Linked DNA regions of Homo sapiens: region 2 is linked to region 1. The links are chromatin contacts, found by Hi-C or POLR2A ChIA-PET in ENCODE. All regions are on one chromosome and are shown on one strand. Each heading gives the region's core, a stretch centred on a gene start or an enhancer-like site at or near the end of the contact. The rest is flanking DNA. Distances are from core to core; before and after follow the strand shown.

The links. A loop is a pair of places that touch in the nucleus more often than their neighbours do. ChIA-PET counts read pairs that join two places held with the same protein, here RNA polymerase II (POLR2A). Pooled maps may share reads with other maps.
Region 2: a loop to region 1 is called in a map of mammary epithelial cell, with 4 times the contacts of the local background. The contact joins two enhancer-like sites. A Hi-C loop is called at or near these places in 27 of 168 maps with a recorded cell type or tissue (IMR-90, MCF 10A, PC-3 and 15 more) and 15 of 50 pooled maps. POLR2A ChIA-PET finds 5 or more read pairs at or near these places in 3 of 52 experiments (AG04450, MCF 10A and endothelial cell of umbilical vein).

What each region holds. Positions count from the first base shown.
Region 1 is chr9:27,123,771-27,126,470 of GRCh38, forward strand. The region is part of intron 1 of TEK (TEK receptor tyrosine kinase); the gene reads left to right. Among named protein-coding and RNA genes, the nearest start is that of TEK, 16 kb to the left of the region's middle. Within about 2 kb of position 1,346, at least 13 of the 41 ENCODE cell types and tissues checked have a DNase peak (open chromatin) inside an H3K27ac peak, as active enhancers do; they include endothelial cell of umbilical vein and gastrocnemius medialis, where a contact is called at or near this core.
Region 2 is chr9:27,183,383-27,186,203 of GRCh38, forward strand. TEK (TEK receptor tyrosine kinase) reads left to right here. Exons shown (of 23, transcript NM_000459.5): 8 at 77-228; 9 at 2,103-2,247. Among named protein-coding and RNA genes, the nearest start is that of TEK, 76 kb to the left of the region's middle. Within about 2 kb of position 1,368, at least 3 of the 41 ENCODE cell types and tissues checked have a DNase peak (open chromatin) inside an H3K27ac peak, as active enhancers do; they include endothelial cell of umbilical vein and gastrocnemius medialis, where a contact is called at or near this core.

The DNA.
Region 1 (2,700 bases), core at 96-2,595:
AATTTCTTCATTTTATTTATTCTTTTGAGATAGTCTCACTGTGTCACCCAGGCAAAAGTGCAATGGCATGATTTCGGCTCACTGCAACCTCCGCCTCTCAGGTTCAAGCTATTCTCCTGCCTCACCCTCCTGAGTAATTGGGATTACAGGTGCACACCACCACACCCGGCTAATTTTTGTATTTTTAGTAGAGATGGGGTTTCGCCAAGTTGGTCAGGCTGGTCTTGAACTCCTGACCTCAGGTGACCCACCCTCCTTGGCCTCCCAAAGTGCCGGGTGGGTGGCGTGAGCCACCGCAGCTGGCGAATTTCTTCACTTTAAAAGAGCATGGAAGGCAATGTAAATTACAGCTTAATGCACGTACAGTGTAGTCAGACAGGCTGAGCTTGCATCCCAGCCTTACTACTGTATCAGTTAGTTGTTGCCATGTAACAAACTACTCCCAAAACTCAGTGGCTAAACCAACATTTATAATTACTCCCATGTTTTTGGCTCATTCAAGGTTCAGCTGATCTATGCTTGACACAGCTGAGTAGCTCTGCTTCAGGTTGCAGCAGCTGGGGCAGCTCTGCTCCTTGCTGTAGGTATGTGGGTTTCCTGGATGACTCTGCGCACATATCATCTTTCTTGGATCAGCGGATCACTCAGGGCATGTTTTACTCGTGATGTTAGAAACACAAGAGAGCTAAGTAGAAACAAGTAAACAAGTGGGGCTTCTTAAGGCCTTGGCTCAGAACTAGCATGTTGTCACACCCAAAGTGATGTGCCCAAAGTCAAGGGACGGGAAATACACTCTGCCCACAACGAGGCCAAAGCAGAAATGTGGAAGCAAGGAAGGATGGAGAGTTGGGGCCAATAATTCAACCTATTATAACAACTACTAGCTTTGCACTGTGGTGCAACTCACTCGGCTTCATCTGTAAAATATGCAGCATGATAGTACCTACCTCATGGGTTTTTTTTGGAGGGAGGAGCAAGTAATTCAGGTAGTTCTTATAAACCATTTAGAACAATGCTTAAATTTAGAAAACACAAAGAAAATTAGTGACAGTACTAATATTTAATCCATCTAACCATCAACACCTGTGCATATGAGGTCTATCCCACCAGAGTGGCTATAGGAGGGTTAGGGTTGACTTCGCAGATTGGCCTAGTGTCAGCTGATTCTCTTCCAGCAGAAGGGCTTGAAGGAGTGACCTTCGGAACAGTCCCCAGTCGCTCATTTATAAGTCCCCTTTTTCCTCTCTCATAACTGCATCATAGCCACAAACTCAAGACCCAACCAGCATGGGCTTGCATTGTGTTGCCTGGTCTCCCCACCCGCCTCGGCCCTGTGTATCTCACACCCAGAGTCAGCAGTGCTTTTCACACAAACCATCTGCCAAGAGATGTGGAGCTGGAGCCAGAAACACACAACAGCTGCAGAAGCTCAGCCACATTCAGAAGCCTGTAGTAATCGCCTAACAGGCTTGGATACAGCTCTGACTGCTGAGTAACTCTAGAGTATGGAAGCCCATCAGTAAATTATGATTGCAGCATGAGTAATACATGAGTTCTGCCAGCTGCTTCTGGAATCAAACAAAAGACAGTGCTGTTGCCAGCCAGGAAAAAGTCACCTTTAAGTGCATCACTGTCTTCTTTTTCAGGCTAGGAGAGCCGGTGACTAAGACTAGCTTCTATTAGAGGCCCCCTTTTTCTCTCCTAGAGATCTTTCTAATGAAACTCATGGCTTATAACCCCTACCAAGCCCATCTTTTCACCTTATGCCCAGGCAGTTGAGAACACAGACTCCGGTGCCAGATAAATCTGGGTTGGAGCCCCATTCAAAAATGTGACAGCTGTGTGACCTTGGGTAAGTTGTTTCACCTTTCTGTAGCATGAGGATAACAATATTACCCTTTAATGAGGGTTACATGATTTGAAGCATGTCAAATGCTTAGCAAAATATAGGTGTATAACAAATGTTCAATATAATATTAACTATCATTATTTTTTTGTATCTCCCTGTGCTACTAGGGTAATTGCTCCTAAGAGTACCCTGCCTCCAAGAATCTGTATAAATGTTGTTCCATTCCATCCCACCTCTCTCAACACATCTCATTTCTTTCCAACTCTTTCTATTCTATACATATTTTTTGAGCTTCTACTCTGTGCCCAACACTGAGTCAGGTACTCAGAAGATATAAACAGAAAAAAACACAGAAACTTGCAGCTAAGGAGGTTTTTGTTGGGGTCACAGCTAGACATGCAGTAGATTGTTGTTATTCATGGTGCTTATGTTCTGTAAACCACGAACACGAGGTTAGGGTCACTGCAAGCTTCTGGTCACGACATTTTCGTCAACACATTAATACATAACCCTGCTTTATTTGTGTCTTGGTGTAAAGACAAACCATTTGGTCTCCGTGGCTGATTCATTAACATTGAACTCATAGCCAGAGGCACTCCTGCCTGAACAAAGCTTACCTAACACATAAGTTTTCTCCTAAGGCATATCACAGCTTTGTGATGTTTAAGAAGTAGATGGCACTTCAGCACTAGACTTGGGACCATTGTAAATGGTGAAAATGGCAATAAAGAGCACAAAAATATTAAAAACTAATGCACTAAATATATCACAAAAAGGACACTTGTTTATAGTATGAGGGCTGAGCAGAAGTTCTGCTTCACCTGGGAATGTGTTTATCCAGGGACTCTGTG
Region 2 (2,821 bases), core at 118-2,617, 60 kb after region 1:
GTAGCTATTTTTATTATTACTACTGCTGCTGGCTCTGTTAAATATTAGATTTCACAGTGCTGTTTTCTTCCTTCAGGCATACAGAGGATGACCCCAAAGATAGTGGATTTGCCAGATCATATAGAAGTAAACAGTGGTAAATTTAATCCCATTTGCAAAGCTTCTGGCTGGCCGCTACCTACTAATGAAGAAATGACCCTGGTGAAGCCGGATGGGACAGTGCTCCATGTAAGAGCCATTCTTAATTTGCCCTTCTTAAAGCATGAGATGCTTCAGTGTAGTAATCACCCCACTAAATGATAGATACCATTCAGTGCTTTTATCCTCCTAGGCTAGTGTGTTGTTGGCTTTGATAAAATGCCCTATTCCTGGAGAGGCAGAACTGACTCACTGCAGCCTCACTGATTTCTTCTGTTGGCCAGTACTGCTCTGCATGGTTGGGAATATGCCTCCTGGGGAACTGACAGAGCTGGGTGCCAAGGATGGCACACATCCTGCAGGACTGTCCAGCTGGTATGGGGAGAAGTACGTGTCAATCTGTGCAAAGCTTTGCTCTCGCAGTGTCCCCATATCTCTAACTACTCATATCAGGAGAGTAAGGTGGTGTTGCAACCCATGAATCAGCAGATTTACGTGCTACCAAGTGCAACCAGGACATGGAGTTTTGATGACCGGTCCACTCCTATTACGCTCTTTGGAGCAGCAGTTTAGGGGAGCATAGAAGAGGAGAGTTCCCCAGTTCTGAAACTACAATCCACGGGATCCCTTAGGTCTGAATGCATTCATTGGGTTTCTACCCACCTCTTCCCTTTGCCTTCATTGCTGATGCTCACCCATGGTCAGGTAATATCACAGCAGTTATTTTTTGTTTAAAAGGATCAAGCTACTTTTCGAACATGCTTTCCTTCTCTCTCCCAACTATACCAAATGCAGCAGAGACAGGAGCCACCCCAAATTTCTCTTGTGTTGAAAGTGATCCTTAGGATATTGATGTATTTTTTAATCTAAAAATTTAGAAATACTTATTATCCTATTTTTCTATCAAAGATGACCAAAATCAGCTTGACCAGAGGCAGGTATGAGTGACCTTCTGAGGGAGGAATATGTAGAATGTACCATTACTAGGGTCCACGTTTCAATGTCCCTGATTCCACTCAAACAACCCATCAGGTAGAAGAAGCCAATTGATGGCTTCCAAAATCTTATTGGCTTTTTCATGAGTTAATGAAAGTAATGGCTACTATTTAGTAAGGTTGGCCATAACTATATGTAACTTCTTACTTAACATTGCCTAGTGTCTCTTTTTTTTGGCGGAAGTGGGAACTGGCTGGGTGAAGTTAAGTAACTAAGGAATTGGTCAAAAATGGCAAAGAGGCCAGATACGGTGACTCATGCCTGCAATCCCAGTGCTTTGGAAGCCTGAGGTGGGAGGATCACTTTAGGCCAGAAATTTGAGACCGGCCTGGGCAACATAGCAAGACCCCATCTCTTAAAAAATAAAAAAAGAATTAGCTGGACATGGTGGCATATACCTGTAGTCCCAGCTACTTGGGTGAGGTGGGGGGATCACTTAAGGCCAGGAGTTTGAGGCTGCAGTGAACTATGATCACTCAACTGCACTCCAGCCTGAGCCAAGGAACAAGACTTTGTTGTCTCTCAAAAAAAAAAAAATGGCAGAGGTCCATCTCTCTTCAGAACCCTGGATTTTTCCAGTACTCCCCACTTGACAGCCTCTCAAACACTTAGGAAGTCACTTTGTCCTCCCACGCAGCCATCTCTGTGTTAGATAGGAAAGGAACAAATCTTATGAGGAGGAGTTTAAAAGAAATCATGCTTCAGGTGTCTTGCTTGTAAGTGTTTACCCCGTACTCCTAAACACACAAATACAACAGCAGGATCTGACAGGGCATCAATCCAAAATAAACTTTCAGGGCTACTACAATAGCTTTGGAAATAAGCCAATAATTATATTAGCATTACATTTAGCTTCTTGATCTCTCCTAGGAAACTTCTTATTAAACAATGAGATGGGGTCAATGTTATGGACCTTTGCGTTTATGCCTCCCTAGAAGTTTTTATTTTTTTGTATTTGACCTTTTCAGCCAAAAGACTTTAACCATACGGATCATTTCTCAGTAGCCATATTCACCATCCACCGGATCCTCCCCCCTGACTCAGGAGTTTGGGTCTGCAGTGTGAACACAGTGGCTGGGATGGTGGAAAAGCCCTTCAACATTTCTGTTAAAGGTAAGTTCATTTCCCAGAAAAAGGGATTGTGTCCTTGATGCATTATGTTTTTGTATTGCTGCTTCTAGACAGAAATGTATGCGACCACTAAAATACCTTTGGGGTAATTTCCAGGATAGTAAGCCTTTAAAAAATTATATGCATGAAACTAGAGTGAAGAAATTAAGAGTATGAACTGTGGAGTCACACAGCCCCAGGTTTGATTTTGTCCCTAACAGCTCATAATCTTGTGGGTGGCCTTGACCAAATGAAGTTACCTTTTTGAGTGTCTCTGTATTTGCAAATGAAGCATAATTTAGGTACCTCTTAGGGTTATTGTGAAGCCTTGTTAAACACATACAATACTTGGAGTTGTGTCAGGCACAACATATCTGGTAGTGATTATATTTCACAAGAAGGTTAGCATTGCCGTTGTGACTTCCTGTTCATTATTGTAGAGAATTATTTGGAGAATCCCTATTTTGAGGATTACTCACTTAATAAGAAGCCCAGGCTATGCTATATAATTAACATGAATGTCTTTTCACATTCAGGGCTGTGGGCATTTTTCCTGCTATAAATTAGTATTTCAAAA